2 separate regions of the Homo sapiens genome follow, and region 1 is linked to region 2. The links are chromatin loops, found by intact Hi-C in ENCODE. Cell type or tissue: GM12878. All regions are shown on one strand.

Region 1 (8,000 bases), 270 kb after region 2:
ATAAACATAGAAGATACTTTGATCTTACGTATCTGTAGATCATTTAAAAGCTGACCATAAAACAAGCCTTAATAAATTCTCCCAAAAAAGAATTCAAAAACACAGTCTCTTCCATAATCGGTTACAATTAAAAATTAATAATAGAGAACAAATTTGTAAAAACCCTCCACTAAATTTAAAACATCTCCAAAATAACTGTTGGGTCAAAGAATAAAATAACATCACAGGATGGGCTATTTATTAATTTTAAAAGTATTAAAACATGAATATGATAATTCACAAGATAGAACAAACTCATAACCTTACATTCTCTCATTATTTTTTAAACGGATAAATAAATTCACAAAAGTGTGAAAATCAAGAAGCTTAAAGACATTGGGTAGAAAGATAATGAAAATAAAAGAAGAAATCAAATTCTTTAAGTTGATAATTGTAACAGGTCTTTGAAAAAGAAAGCCAATAAAATAAATATTTGCTAAATCTAAACAACATAAAATAGGGGAAAAAAAGCATGAGTGAGATAGAAGATTTAACAATGAATATGAAGGATGTTAAAGTGATAAAATAATATAACATACAATTCCATTCGGATATACTTGAAAATCTTGTATATAGATGAATTTATAAGAAAAGATGAATGATCCAAATTGACCAATAAATAAGTAGGGTACTACTATAGTAAAATTATAAAATTATTTAAAAATCCCTCCAAGAGGAAAAAGAAAGAAAATATGTGGCTGCTAGTACAGATAATTTTACTAGTAAATAATCTCAAATTTTCAAAAGACACATATTCTTATGCTTCATAAATTATTCCAGAGATAAAAAAATATTGAAAAGGACTGGAATAATTTTATAAGCCAATTGTCTTGATATTAACCCACAACAGAGCAATTGAAAAAACTTGTAAACTAGTTTTATTTATAAAGGTATCAATGCAAAATACTCAATAAGATATTCTGAAACCCAAATTCGGCTTGACAGTTAACTCAGAATATTCCTGGATCCGAAGATGCTTTACTATTAGGAAACTTATCTGCACGATACTTTAGGTTAACTCGAAAGAAAAAAAGAAAACAACTGATAAAATACAACAGCCATTTCTGGTTTAATTTTTTTGGATGAATTGGAAGTTTCTTACCTGACAAAGCTAATCTCTCTTAAACCAACACCAAATATGCTTCAAATATCTTACTTCAGTGAAATGCAAGAAGCATTCCAATTAAAATCAAGGCTAAGACAAGAATGCCTTATATCACTATTGTTAAGTATTATTTTGCTTAGTGTTATGAGATATGAAATAGCCATAAATAGTGAAAAGGGGACATCTATTTTAATTTGATAAAAATAGGAATATATATGTGTACAGTCCTAAGAGAATCAACCGAAAACTCAATAGCTTTTCTATATAAGAGCAATGACCACATATAACTTGATTATAGAAAAAGAAATTGATTTCATTCACAATATAAACAACACATAAAATATTTGGAAATTTTAAAACAAAAATGTCTGTAGCAGGTATGGAGGAAATGACAACATCTTCCTGATAATAATAAAATAAAATTTAAATAAATAGAAGAAGCAAGTGTTGATGGTAACACTGAATATTATAAAGATGACATTTATTCCCCCCCTTTTTATTTTAGAATTTGACAAAATGATTCTAAAGTTCATCTGGGAAATAAAGAGCTGAGAATATCTAAGACGTTTTTGACAAAGAAGAATAGCATATAGATGATTTTTGCCCTATTATATAGGTTATATAATATATGTAGCATATTATGCATTATATATAGTGTATTATATAATATATAATATCATATTATTATAACATATTAATATAACAGAAATATACCATTAAAATATATGCATTATACATCATCATATATATGCATTGTATATAATTCATATATTAATATACTTATTTATAAATCATATTTAGAAATATAAAATGTATATATTATGTATATGGCATATATATACACTTAACGTATACACACATATATATGGCATTATATATCATCACACTATATATGGTTCAAAAATAGACCTGGAATTTCATTAGAACTTACTTTGACTAAAAAAAAAAAAAAGCAAGCATAATATGCCAATGGATTATTCAACTAATTATGCTCTAAAATTTGATTATTTGGGAAGACGTGAGATTTGCATTTAATGCCATATACCCATTCAAATTCCAGAGACTATAGAATTATTTTTAAACTAAAATAATAGGAAATTTAAAAATGGGTGTATATGCATGTCTTTTTGTGGACAGGGAAGTGATTTCTTTTCATAAAAGTAATAAAATAAAACATAAAGGTTAAATATGACTGGATAAAAATTTTAAAATCTTTTTTAAAAACTAACATTAATAAAAATCAAACGGAAATAACAAATTCTAGAAAAAATATTTGGGATGCATACAATTTGGAATCAGAATTACAGCTAAATTACATTTTAATTTTCACTAATCTCAATGTCATCATCAATAAAATGGGGAAAATAACAATACCAGTCTTTGTTGTTGCAAGGTGTCAAAATCAAGTATGTATTTATAGCCCAGGCAGTGTGCAACACAATAAATGTCAGTTATTACATTTTTATAATTATTGCTTTTATAAATCTATATAAAGTTCAATGAGAAAAATACTTAGACCCCCAGTGGAAAGACAGGTAAAGGATGTGAGTAATTTATAAAAGAAGAAACTTAATTAGCTAATAAACTTGAAAAATTTAACCTTGGTAATGAGATGCAAATTAAAACATTAATAAAATGCCACTTTCCATCTAATAGGTTAGAAAAAAATTTTAAGGATAATACAAAAGAGAGGCTTTCTCATACACTGAGAACATAAATTTTCCACCACCTGATCTTGAAGGCAATTTGGCAATGGTCCACGTTCTTTTAACCCGTAATTTCACTCCTGAGAATGTATTTAAAACTGTCAAAATTTTATTTTTTGTGTGACTAATTGGACACATCTTAAATCAAGAGATTGCCTGGTTTTTTGATAGCCCAGCCTTATCAATGAAAATAATTTTTACCATGCACTCTTAATATATTGATATTTATCTATGTAGTTCTTTTTATAGCATACATTTTTGCCACTAAAAAACACACACAAAATAAAATTACAAGAAGTGAAATAAGAGGAGAAATTCTAATACTTTCTCACTGTACATCAGTGCCCTGTCTCGCAACATCCCCTAACGTGCACAGGCCTCATTTTAAAGACCACTGTCCAAGACCTAGTTGGAAGCACATATTAGGCCCTTAATAAATATTTATTGAATGAAAAAGTGAATTATAAAAGCAGGATGCTAACTTGTACATGCAGTCTGATTCTAAAAACACCAAGAAAGATAACAGAGATTATATATACACCTAGTACATGCATATATATATATATATAATTTTCATAAATGTCTACAGTAAGTTCCATAATCCTAAACTAAAACTCAGGGAAAATATGGCTTTAAAAAATAAATGTAGACTGTCAAGTTGAAGAGCAATTTTGAAAGGTTAAATGATAGAGTCTGAAATATAAAGAATATGAAATAAATAGCTCAAGACTCCAAATTTTATAGCCCAGAGGACAGAATAACAGGAACTCATGAAAAGTTTTCTTCTATTTAGAAGTTACTACAAAGCTGTGTATTGCTGTGGCCTGCTTTCTTTGGAAATGCTGGGAAACTTGATAACTCTTCTTTTCTGATTCCTCAGAATATATCTTTAGGATAGGGGTTCCCACTGTTTAGCATTCATAAAAATTTTCCAAGGAACGTATTAAAAGCATAGATTGCTGAGCCCTGCCCTGTGAGATTCTTATTTAGCAGTTTGAGGAAGGATCCGGAAATCTATATTTAACCCCCTGACTCCCCTGGGGTTCTGATCCACAGGACCTGCGGATCACACATAAAAATTGTGGAGAGTGGACCAAGCATCTGCCTTCTGTACAGAATATAGAACCTCTGCGACATTGCCCACTGTGGGTTTGAGTGGCTTAGAATAGTTGACAATGGGTGGGGAGGATTGAAGTTGAGACTTAAAAAGCACAAGCTCCTTGCCAGTGTCACCACAGAGCTAAAAGCTGCATTGAGACAAGGGCTCTTAGAAGCAGCGGTCCCTAAACTGAGGTCAGTACAAACCATTAGCAGCTGAAAAGGGGCTTTTTATCATGTGAGACTAGGTCAAAAAGCCCAGAATGCCAGGGACTGAGTGTTAGAGAAGAGACTTGCTTGGGAAGGTGGAGCAGAGGGCTTTTCCGGGCTGATGCCCAGGCTGTGAGGAAGGGCTTTCATGCCCGGAGAGTCCCGCAGGTGATATTCATTTTCTGACGAGCTCAAGACCGTGCATGGTTTTTAAGTCCCACTGGGAAGTGACAGATTTTATTTTAGCTGAAGGAAATAAAATTGACCCTTGAGCAGCACAGGGGTTGGGGCATCAATCTCCTTGCAGTGCAAAATCCACATGCAACTTTTGACTCCCCAAAAACGTAACTGCCAATAGCCTACTGTTGACCAAAAGCCTTACCAATAACATAAACATTCGATTAACACTTATTTAGTATGTTATATGTATTATATACTGGATTATTACAATAAAGTAAGCTAGAAAAGAAAAGGTTATTAAGAAAATCTTAAGGAAAAGAAAATATATTTGCTATTTATTAAGTACAGGTGGATTATCATAAACGTATTCATCTTTGTCCTCTTCACTTTGAGTAGGTTGAGGAGGAGGAGGAAGGGTAGAAGCCAGTTTTGCTGTTTCAGGGGTGGCAGATGCAGGAGAAAATTCACGTATCAGTGGACCCTTGTGGTGCAGACCTGTGTAATTCAAGGGTCAGCTGTATTCAGATAAGTTAAAGTGGCTTTTTTAAGACTGCGCTGGGAGCTAGTCCAGAGTCAGGAAGAACAGACTTCAGTGATGTTAGGGACTCACTCCCTTCCTCACTGGCCACACGTGCCCAGGGAGCTTTGGTAATAATCCAATTAAGCCTGACAGGCAAGAAGGAAGCAGCCAGTACTGGTTCTGCAAAGGCAGCTAAAGCTGAGAGATGATTTATTTGATTCTCAAAAGGAATTTGGTTGATATAAAGACCGTTGTGGTAAGATAGTAAGAAAAAAATGACTTAAATTTGAATTTTCGTAAGATATGGGTTATTGAATTTTTTCCCTAGTTCTATGAGAATAACAGCTTTTTTATGGCCCAGTAAACCTTTTAAAATCTTTTATTTCTAATTCAAAATGTGTCTAGTGCTTAAACTACCAGGCATCTCCCTCCACACTTCTGCTTTTGCCTCCACACTTCTGCTTTTGCCTCCCCACAAAGCAGCCTTTTGGAAGGCACATCAGACCTTGTCATGCCTTGCCCAAAACCCTCAAGTGGTTTTCTCTCATGATTGGAATTAAATTCCACGTCCTTGCAATGGCCAAAAAATGGCCTACTAGATCTGGCCATGGGCCACTTCTCTAGCACCCATGCCCACCCACTTCTCAGCCCCACCAGCCTCCTCTCCCCAAGAGGGCACTAAACAGGCCTCCAGCGCAGGGCCTTTCCCTCCACATGGCCTTGTGATGCTCACATGCCCTTCCCCTCAGGCACTGTGGCTGTGCCCACGGGTCCCTTCACTGTGAGACCTCTCTGATCGCCTTATGTAAGTTACATACCCACACCCCTCCAGGTCACCCTATGCCCTGCTTTGTTTTTGTTCATAATACTCGTTACTACTCAACATCGTATTTACTTATTTCGCTTTTGCCTGTCTCTCCCACTGTAATTTTAGCTGCAAGAGGGCCCTGGACTTGATCTGTCTTGTTCAATGAGGTGTTCCCATCACTTAGAGGAGTGGATGGTATATAGCAGTGGTCCCCGTTTTTGGCACGAGGGACTGGTTTCATGGAAGACAATTTTTCCATAGACTGAGGACAGTTTCAGGATGATTCAAGCACATTACATATATTGTGCATTTTATTTCTTGTATTATTATTACATTGTAATATATAATGAAATAATTATATAACTCACCATAATATAGAATCAGTGGGAGCCCTGAGCTTGTTTTCCTGCAACTAGAAGGTCCCATCTTGGGGTGATGGAAGACAGTGACAGATCATCAGGCATTAGATTCTCACAAGGAATGGGCTACCGAGATCCCTCACACATGCAGTTCAAATAGGGTTTGTGCTCCTACGAGAATCTAATGCCACCAGTGATCCGACAGGAGGCAGAGCTCAGGTGGTAATGCGAGCTATGGGGAGTGGCTATAAATACAGATGAAGTTTCACTTGCTTGCCCACCGCTCTCCTCCTGCTGTGTGGCCCAGTTCCTAACAGGCCACAGACTGGTCTGTGGCCCAAGGGTTGGGGACCCTTGGCATATAGTACTCACTCAATAAGCATGTTGGATAAATAAATAACATTAAAAACACTACCAAAGCCAGGTATGGTGACTGACACCTGTAATCCCAGCACTTTGGGAAGCTGAGGTGGGAGGATCACTTGAACCCAGGAGTTCAAGACCAGCCCAGGCAACATGGTGAAACCCCATCTCTAAAGAAACACACACACACACACACACACACACACACACACACACACACACAATATCAAAGTTAAATGAGAAAAAATTTCTAACAGTCTTTGTGCAACAACAAATCAAACTGTTTTCCACTGGATTTTAAAAATGTATTCAGGGTTTAAAAGTCTATTGAGGTTGACTATTTTTATATCAAAATTTGGGCATTTATTTCCTCGTTTATCTTAACACTAATTCGGATTTTTCTGCTTATTTTAATTCAAAAGATGATTTCTTGCTGATTTACTTTAACGAAGTATTCAGCAGGCTTGATTAGAGTTTTGCTTGGCATACTAAGGAAATAAGTACTCACAAGATTGGAACACCAAGGGCAAGACTTGCAGACAGAGCTCAAATCTCACAGGGCATCAGGACAGGAACCAGCTGCATGGAGAAAGGTAGATACATGGGCCCTTGTAGTTGAGGTATGAGAGAAAGTAGGAGAACCCAGCAATATTTCATCTCTCATTTGTGTTGTGGGGAAACAGAAAACTTTTCAGGCAAAGTGCATGCCCCTGTGGAGTTATAGTGCAGAAGCTCAGTGGAGTAGCATGAAAGAGGATTGATTGTGTAATGAGGCTAAATTCCAGCCGTGGAGGATCAAGCTTTCTTGGGGCACAGGTACATCAGTTCATAGGAACAGACCTCGCTTACATATTAAAATTTGGGTAATTCAGTCAGCATTGAGTTGTTGTCTTTCTTCAATCTATGATGCATTTTTCCCTTAAACAATTTGTCTAAGCAAATTAATGTTAGCAAGTGGATATGGGATAAGCCCCTAAACCCACTTAACAGAGCCAATTGTTTATGAAGACTTCGGCTCACCTGTTTTTACATGCTTTTATGAAGGTGTCTTACTGACTTGTTAAAATGGGTCTGATTTTCCCCTTGACAACACGTTAGCCATTCTAGGTGCTTGAGGATATTAAGTCAGCAATTCTTTACAAATACGCAGGGAGAAACAGCAACTCAGATGCTTCATCTGTTCCATCCAGCAGTGCCAATCTTGAATGGCTGTGTGGAAACCTCGTTTCACTGTGTGAGCTTCAGAGTGTGAGATGGTGGGTTGTCAGTTGCCGATTATCTCCCTAAAATGAGAAACAAAGCCTAGAAAACCAGTCAAAACTCCCTGCGTGGAGCGACATGTTTATTTATTAGCAACCATGATGAGGTCAAGACAGTGCTTCCAAGAGAGGGCATTGTGTTTGTGTGTGCACATGCCTAATCTACATACATAGAACACATTGCGTAAACATGATCAGGGTGCTAAGAAAATGTTATTACTGTGAAAGTAGACAGGCACAAAGAAGATGCCGAATACAATTACTCTCTTCCCTTTGCTGATGTCTACTAGATGGTGACTTTTTTTATGGTAGCTAATGTTTCTAGATCTTTACATTTCTCATTGTCCCTAGCA
Region 2 (8,000 bases):
GTTTCACCTTCCAGTATGTTAGGTGACTGTGATCTTACACCCCACATCCAACTGTCAACAAATACTGCAGAGTCTACCATCAAAATATATCCAGGATCTGGTCATTTCTCACCAGCTGCATTACACTGACCTGAGACAACATTATTTTTTATGGAGATGACTGCGGTAGCCTAATTGGTCTCCCCTCTTGACTGCCCCTTTGCCGTTTAGCTCCACACAGCAACCAGAGATCCTTCCAAAATACAAGTTAGATCACTTAACTGACTCCACAACAGCTCAAAGCCCTGTGCTGGCTTCCTACCTCAGTCAAATTAAAAGCCAAAGACTTCTCAAGGGCCCCTGGGCTCCAACATCACCTGCTCCTCCACCACACCCTCCCCGACCCCCACTTACATCCCTCTCCTCCACATCTGCTCCACTCACTCTGACACAAACAGCTTCCTTGCTGTTCCTCAAAAGCACACCAATCACACTCCTGCTTCAAGAATTTTTGCACTCCTGCTCCTTCTGCTAACACCTCCTACCCCAGGCCCCCATAGAGCTGTATAACTTTTCTCTCCAGATCTCTGACCAAACAACATATTAGTTATTGGACAGGCCATCCCTGGACCACCCTATATTAAATGGTACCTACCCCAATCCCTTTTCCTATTATCCTGTTAAAATGTTCTCCTTTTTATTTGCCACCTTCAACATGCTATACTTACTTGTTTTTGTCCACCTTCCTCACTAGAACATAAATTTCCCAAGGGAAGGAACTCATTCATTTGTATATTTGTGTTCTGCAACACTAGAACACTGCCTGGCACACTGCAGGCACCTGGTAAACGTTTGTTGGGCAAATGAATGAATGAAGTAAATGGTAAGGTCCAATTGCACACTTTATTTTACTGTTTCTGGTTGCTTCTCCCCAACAAGATTGCTGTCCCTCTGAAGAAAGACCACGTCCTTATCTCCTCTTCCTTCAACAGAACTCACTAAGAGTCTACACTGAGAAGTGCTCAACATATAGAACTGAGTTTGAAGAAAAGGAACCTCCAATAAAATGAAATATTTGACATAAAAATTGTATAGAAGCTGGATCTTAACTTGGGCATAAAGAAAGGGTATATGTTTCCCATGGCTGCTATAACAGACTGCCACACTTGGTGGTTTAAAACAACAGAGATGTTGTTTTAAACATCTGTTACAGTTCCGCAGGCTACAAGTCTGAAATTGGGTTCACTGGGCTAAAATCAAGGTGTTGGCAAGGCTGTACTTCCTCTGGAGGCTCTAGGGGACAATCTGCTGTCTCCTCCAGCTTTCTGGTGGCTGCCACCATTCACTGACCACCTCACTCCAATTTCTGCCTCCACAGTGGTACTGCCTTCTCCTCCTCTCTTCCATGTTAGCATCTCCCTCTGCCTCCCTCTCATAAAGATAAACGTGATTGCATTTAGGGCCCACCCAGATAATGTAGGTTAATTCCCCATCTCAAGATCCTTAACTTAATCATATCTTTTGCTAAATAAAGTAATATTTACCTTTTTGTCATATAAAGAAACATTTATAGGTTCTAGGAATTAGGGCTTGCTATCCTTGGGGCCATTATTCAGCATACCAGAGAAAGAATTTCTGGGAGTAATGAGTAAACTTGTTACATATTTCTACAGGCTAATTTTCCTTGTCTTTCACCATAAGAAAAGAAAATCAGAACTTTAAAACTAACAAGCAACCTGGTCCATTTAAGGGATTTTTAAAATACTAAGAATATAAATTTATTGGATGAGTAACCACACACGTGGGACAGGGAGCCCAGGGAATCCCTTTTTCCATCCTACGATATAGGCACAGTTTCCTTCCTGTTACCCTAAATATAAATCAGGTTGTGTTCATGTAACACATGAAGAAAAAAGAACCTGAATGATAACAACATGAGGGCTGGGAGGGCCTGAAGTGTAACAATGTTTGTTTTGCTAATAACAATCATTACATTAATAATTTTCCACTTTCCCTTTCCAGAGAAGAGTACATTTTAAATAGCCACGTCCCCTTCATGACATTGCTAGAACTTTATATAATAATGACAGCTAACATTTATTAAGCAATTACATCAGATTCTATGCAAAACTCTTTACATGCATTGGCTCATTTATTTCTCCCCAAAACTTGTGATGTGAGAACAATTAGCACTACCACTTTGCAGATGAGGACAGTAAGGCTCACAGAGGATCCCAAAGGAAAATGGAGAAGCTGGACTTGATCCCAGGTCTGTCTGGCCTCAAAGCCTGAGCTCTTCCATGAGACTACTGCTGGGATACTCTCTCATGCCATTTTTATACTTCCACTAATTTTTAGTTTATTTTGTTCGAATTAAGCTGTCTATTTTTTAAAGGGAAACAACTTTTGGCTCTGAAGTATCTAATATAACAGAAGCACTAGTAGGCATAAAATAAATGTGAATGAGCTTTGGGCCCCCTTTCACAGAACAGCTAAATTTCATTTACCCAGGCGCATAAGGGTCAGATAATTAAACTTCAGAAAATATGCCCAAATCTTATTATTGATGATAAGTCTGGGTCTCTACTCTATCAAATTATTACCAAGCAGCAGGATGATTTAATTTTAACCTTCTCTCTCCACTATCAATAACTCTAATGAAGAAGTGAAGGGTCAAAGCTAAGGGAAAATGAAAAGAATAATAAAGAGAAGAAAACCTGACTAAACAACAAAACTAACCCCATGTTCTGTAAATAGCTAAGGCCAGCTGGGATGTGAGAAATTAAAAGAAGATTGAAAAAGACAGCACCATTCTCAACACGAAAAAGTTCACAAATAGTTTTACATGCCATGGAAAAGAAAGAATACATCTTAAAACTTATGCACAGGAAATAATTTGAGCATTAAATGGTAATCACGTCACAATAACATCCAAGTGAAAAGATTTGGGTCCTAGAAGCCAATCAAGACTCACAGTCCTTTGGACCACCCTCAGTGGATCTATAACAACACGGACTTATTATAAAGACAAGCAAAACCACCTTGACAGAAGTCCCCCAGCCAATAATCAGTGTCACATTGTCCTTCCAGCAGAGGCTGCAGGGATACATGTCTGGGCGAAGACTTATATCATCCCGGGGCACATTGGTGATTCTTTGCTTTGAGATGATGTCAAAAATCTTCACACCCTGGAAAATAATACAGCAGTAAGCATCCTCTACTCAGGAGGAAAGTAACAGAAAACTTATTAACAGCCCCTGCTACATACTACCAATAACCAGCACGGAGAAATATTAGCAGTGTTTACTGAGCATGCAAGGAAAATGCTCCTGCTCCACACAAACCCTGTGGGAACTAAAACCACAAGGAAACCTCCACCCTTCTTTCTGGACAAAGGAGATTTTCTTAGATGGCATGGGTGACTCAAACCCAACAGAAACATGAAATGTACAAACATCAATAGCTGCATTTCCAAACTGACAGACAAGTAACATTTCTAATTTTATCGTTCCACCATGAAAAATGAAGTTTGTTTTTTAGAAAGGCTTTGAGTCTGAAAAGCCACCTATATAAAGAAAACTACATCTGACATTTTAAAGTTCTCAAATGAAAACATCAGGCAAGCAGCTAACTAAAAATGAACCAAGAGACCACAGCTTTGTTTTACCTTCATCGTGACCCAGGAGAAGTAAGAAAAGTCCAGAATAAAAAGGTAGAGTCTAGGCAGATTTCTACCATTTAAAACTGAATAGAACCGATTTACTAAATTATACCTTGATGTTTCAAAAGATATGCCAGATGTCAAAAAGACCATTTTTAAAACTTCCTACTAGCCCCAATTCATAGCAAGTAAACTTTAAGTTAAAATGCAGCACTGAAAATTACGATCCACTTTCTTACAGACAGGTCTATACTTCTGTCTATGATTATACTGGGAGTAAAAGAGAAATCAGCAATATTCTGCACTTGTTTCATATCAACTCTTACTTGCCTTTGGCCAACAGGCAAATGATATTTTCAAGACCCATTCCCAATGCAGTCCTTCAATTATTAAGATAGCTTTTCATTTTCTTGGCTACTCTCCATGCCTCAGGTTTCTTACTCTAAAATAGATTCCAGAATATGTTGGGAATTACTATATTATGAAAGCCAAAAGCAATCTAATTTCTTTAACCTCCTAGGTATGATACCAATCGTCCTTACACCCTTTAGAAATCACCACCACAGCAAGTGGCATCTTTTCCCTTCATTACAGCCCTATCAAGTTGGCCATTCTTCTGCCACTGAACAAGCATTAGGAAGACAGAGGCATATTTTTTACCATATTATTGGCCCAAGCAATCAGATGGCCTCTCCACTTCACACTCCTTATGTTCCCTTCCCCTTCATGCAGAACAGCAGACTTCCATCTGTTCATCCAAGACCGTTCAAACAGTAGCAGCTAGGGACAAAAAGCATAAACAAAGAATCTTAGAAACTGAAAATAATGTATCAGGTTCTTTACTTACTAGTTTTACCTATCCTCGTGACCAAATAACAAACAAGTCACTCTCGACGTCTTTAATGTAGACTTACAGTAGTATGTTATTTGTACCTTGGAAAGAATTCCTAGCACATCATATTCTCCCCAGGAAGTTGTTTAAAATGGATGAGTGTTGAAGTTACTACAAGGCCAAGCCACAAGGTGGCACCAAAACACCAAGATTCATGGAAAATAATGCACATTAGTTAATCAAAAGATTTGTATCGCAAAAGTTCTTCAAATGATTGTCCGGGAACTAATTTATTTTGTAAATTGGGAAATCAAAACCTCTTTTAAGTTTTTCACTGAAAATAAGATATTAGTCACAGATTAAACTGTAATAGAAACAGTCTATGTTTTTCATTTGACTCAAATAATTGAACAATGACTTTTGAACAGTAATTCATGTCACAAAATAAAAAAACAATTGGAATTAAGCTTCTTTAGAAATTTCATAGTATCTAGGGTCTTTATTTTAACGGGAAGATTCTATCATTCAAAAAACCTGCTGGATAAATTTTAATATAAAATATAACTGGTCAAAAACCTCTACGATTAATAAAGATGTAATTCTAGGAAGTCATACATTATTAAGAACACAATAAATATTTTTCTTGACATATTCCATTTAAATCCTTTAAGAAAAGACATTTATACAGTATGTAACTTAAGGCATGCAATCCTGAAACACATGTTTATCCTTTCAAAGCAAATGCTGACAACAGATTCCATAACAGAATTACTAAAATTCCTACCACTACAAGCAATTTCAGTCTACCTTAGTATATTTTATGTCCTCTACCCACCCCAAAAGAGGCAGGGGAAACAGGTTAACAGGGGAAAGAGAGTAAATTCACATTTTATTTGTATTTCCTGTATATCTTTCTCAATAGACTAATACAGGCAGAGGAAGCACAAAATAAAATCCCTAAAATTAAATATGATGTCCATCATCACAAGTAAGCAAAGTACAGTTACTTTAAAATGCTACGACAGTTTGAAGTTGTGTGACTTCACAACTTCCACAGGGAGACTGGAGGCAGGGATTCTTCTGACCATACTTAGCCCCATCTTCCCATCAGATATATTCTCAGAGACCTTCTAACCCACCCTGTCCTCTCCTATCCCAGGTTCCAATTCAGAAGTCACTACTACCATGCCTTCCTACCCCCACAGTTAGAGGCCTTCGGGAGTGTCCCCAGACTGTGATTCAGCCTCTTCCTCCCATTTGCAGAAAACAGAGAACAGACCCCAGAAATGTAGGAAAGGGGGAGAAAGGCTGAGCATACAGTTCCTGCTACAGAGAAGATTATGCCCCACTAAAGACAGGCAGCTAAAAACAATTATTTTTATTTATTTATTTTTGAGATGGAGTCTCACTCTGTTACCCAGGCTGGAGTGCAGTGGCACCATCTCAGCTCACTGCAACCTCCACCTCCTGGGTTCTAGTGATTCTCCTGCTTCAGCCTCCCAAGTAGCTGGGATTACAGGCATGCACCACCATGTCTGGCTAATTTTTGTACTTTTAGTAGAGACGGGGTTTCACCATGTTGGCCAGACTGGTCTCGAACTCCTGACCTCAGGTGATCCACCGGTCTTGGCCTCCCGAAGTGCTGGGATTACAGGTGTGAGCAACCACGCCTGGCCACAACAATTAAACATGATGAATTGATAAGATCAAAATGTCTATCTTCTATCTGTGGCCTGGATCTGATGGAGGTGATCGTCCGAAATGGGTGAAGCACAGTGAGTGCTCAATAATCACCTGCTGGAATGAAGGGTTGGCAGGATGGCCGGGAGAACAGCAGGGTGGGACACAGCATCGAATTCCTTTCCCTCACCAATTCCCACCTAGAAATGACCAATGTAGTACTAAGAGGAGAACAGTCTGCACCTGTGTTGAAAAAGTTAAATATGCTCCAAATTTTAAGCTAAAAATTATGTAAAATATGCTAATAATAAGACTCCAGTGAAGGCCATGATTTAACTCATTCCCCCAGAAAAAGCCTGCCTGGGAAGTCAGGCAGGTACTAGAATGCCACAACACCCCCTACACTCAGTGTAATGGGGCAGGAACGAAGGGGAGTGGCCAGTCTTACTCTGAAACACAAAGGGTTGGGTCCCCAAGCATGTAGCCAGCACTGTAGCTGTCCCAGGTAGGAAGGAAAGCAGGCACTCTGACAAAAGGCAGGCACCTATGGAAAAATCCTGCATTTAAAAGAATACAAATTATCCAGGGAGTAATCCCCAACTTGTGACTCCATATGAATAACAAGACATTCAAAAAAAACAAAAGAACTTAAAAGTAAAATCTAATTCTTATCATCATAATTCTCATGTAACAACAAAATTAAGAAATTAATAACGAAGAATGAGAGAAAGAACAATACAAAACAAAAATGGTACAAAAAACATTCTCAATCTTTGGGTAAAAGAGGAATTCATATGGTAACCAGAGTACTTTGAAAATGAGAAATACTATAAACCTAAACTTTATGGGATACAATCAAAGTTGTAAAAAAAAGGAAAATCTAGATTTAAAAGTTAATAATGAACATGACATGTCGCTACACAACAAAACAAAAACATTTCATTGAGGGATACGAAAGGAGAACTCAATAAACAGAAAGGCACATTATTCATGGATAGTAAGACTCCAATTCTCACTAAAGAGCTTAAGTCTCATTAAATTAACCTATAATTTTAATGCAAGTCCAAAAAAATCCAAAGGGATTATTTCTAGAAATTCAAAAAATGCTAAAAATTCATTTTAAAAAATGAGAGAATAACAGGAATTTTTAAAAAATTAAGTAATTTAGGGGGAGGAATGGATTCATCCAGACAGATAGTAAAACATTTTATAAAATCAACACTCAAAACAATACAGCAATGTTTCTAGAATTGATAGATGAAGGAAAAAGAATGAACTGATAAAGACGAATCAAAATGATATGATCAGGCATGGGTATGTGGGGTGGGGGGTACAGTGGAGTATGTGCAGAGAAAGAGGTATCTTCAAACTACTGAACTGCGGTCTTGGACACCGTCTTTCTGGAGGATCATTTGGCATCATGGACTCAAAGCTTTTAAAAAAAATGACACCAGGAAGTTGCTACCTAGAAACTTACGCTAAGAAATGATCAGACAAGTTAGTAAAGATGCATGTAGAGCTATTTATAACAGCCAGAAATGGACTAACAACTGAGGAATGACGGAGCATAATACGATGGAGCACACACAATGAGTATGTATCCATTATTATTTTATGCATGTATCTTCATTAACAGAAAAAGCTATGAGGGCATATTAAATAAAAAAGCAGATGACAAAATAGTATTCAATACAATGTCCTTAAAATAAAATGTGAATGTGTATTCACATATATTATAAAATCTAAAAGATACATGACAAAGTAATCCTAATTCGATAAATGCGTGCTGAAATTTTATATTATTTTTATTTTATAATTATTCTGCACTAAATATATGAATTTTTTATG

Evidence for each region. A loop is a pair of places that touch in the nucleus more often than their neighbours do. Peaks named below come from ENCODE experiments on the same cell type or tissue, not always from the same donor. Only the 100,000 strongest peaks of a DNase experiment are listed, where the experiment ranks them.
Region 1: it touches region 2 in a loop (4-fold over the local background); 5 of 110 quality-filtered maps call a loop at or near these places.

The regions. Positions count from the first base shown.
Region 1 is chr7:39,065,089-39,073,088 of GRCh38, forward strand. The region is part of intron 1 of POU6F2 (POU class 6 homeobox 2); the gene reads left to right. Among named protein-coding and RNA genes, the nearest start is that of POU6F2-AS2, 56 kb to the left of the region's middle. In GM12878, no CTCF peak of the experiment used is centred here; a DNase peak (open chromatin) is centred at 4,163.
Region 2 is chr7:38,792,445-38,800,444 of GRCh38, forward strand. It overlaps VPS41 (VPS41 subunit of HOPS complex), which reads right to left. Exons shown (of 29, transcript NM_014396.4): 8 at 4,301-4,420; 9 at 3,021-3,167. Among named protein-coding and RNA genes, the nearest start is that of VPS41, 110 kb to the right of the region's middle. In GM12878, a CTCF peak has its summit at 4,663 (motif pointing right); a DNase peak (open chromatin) is centred at 4,647.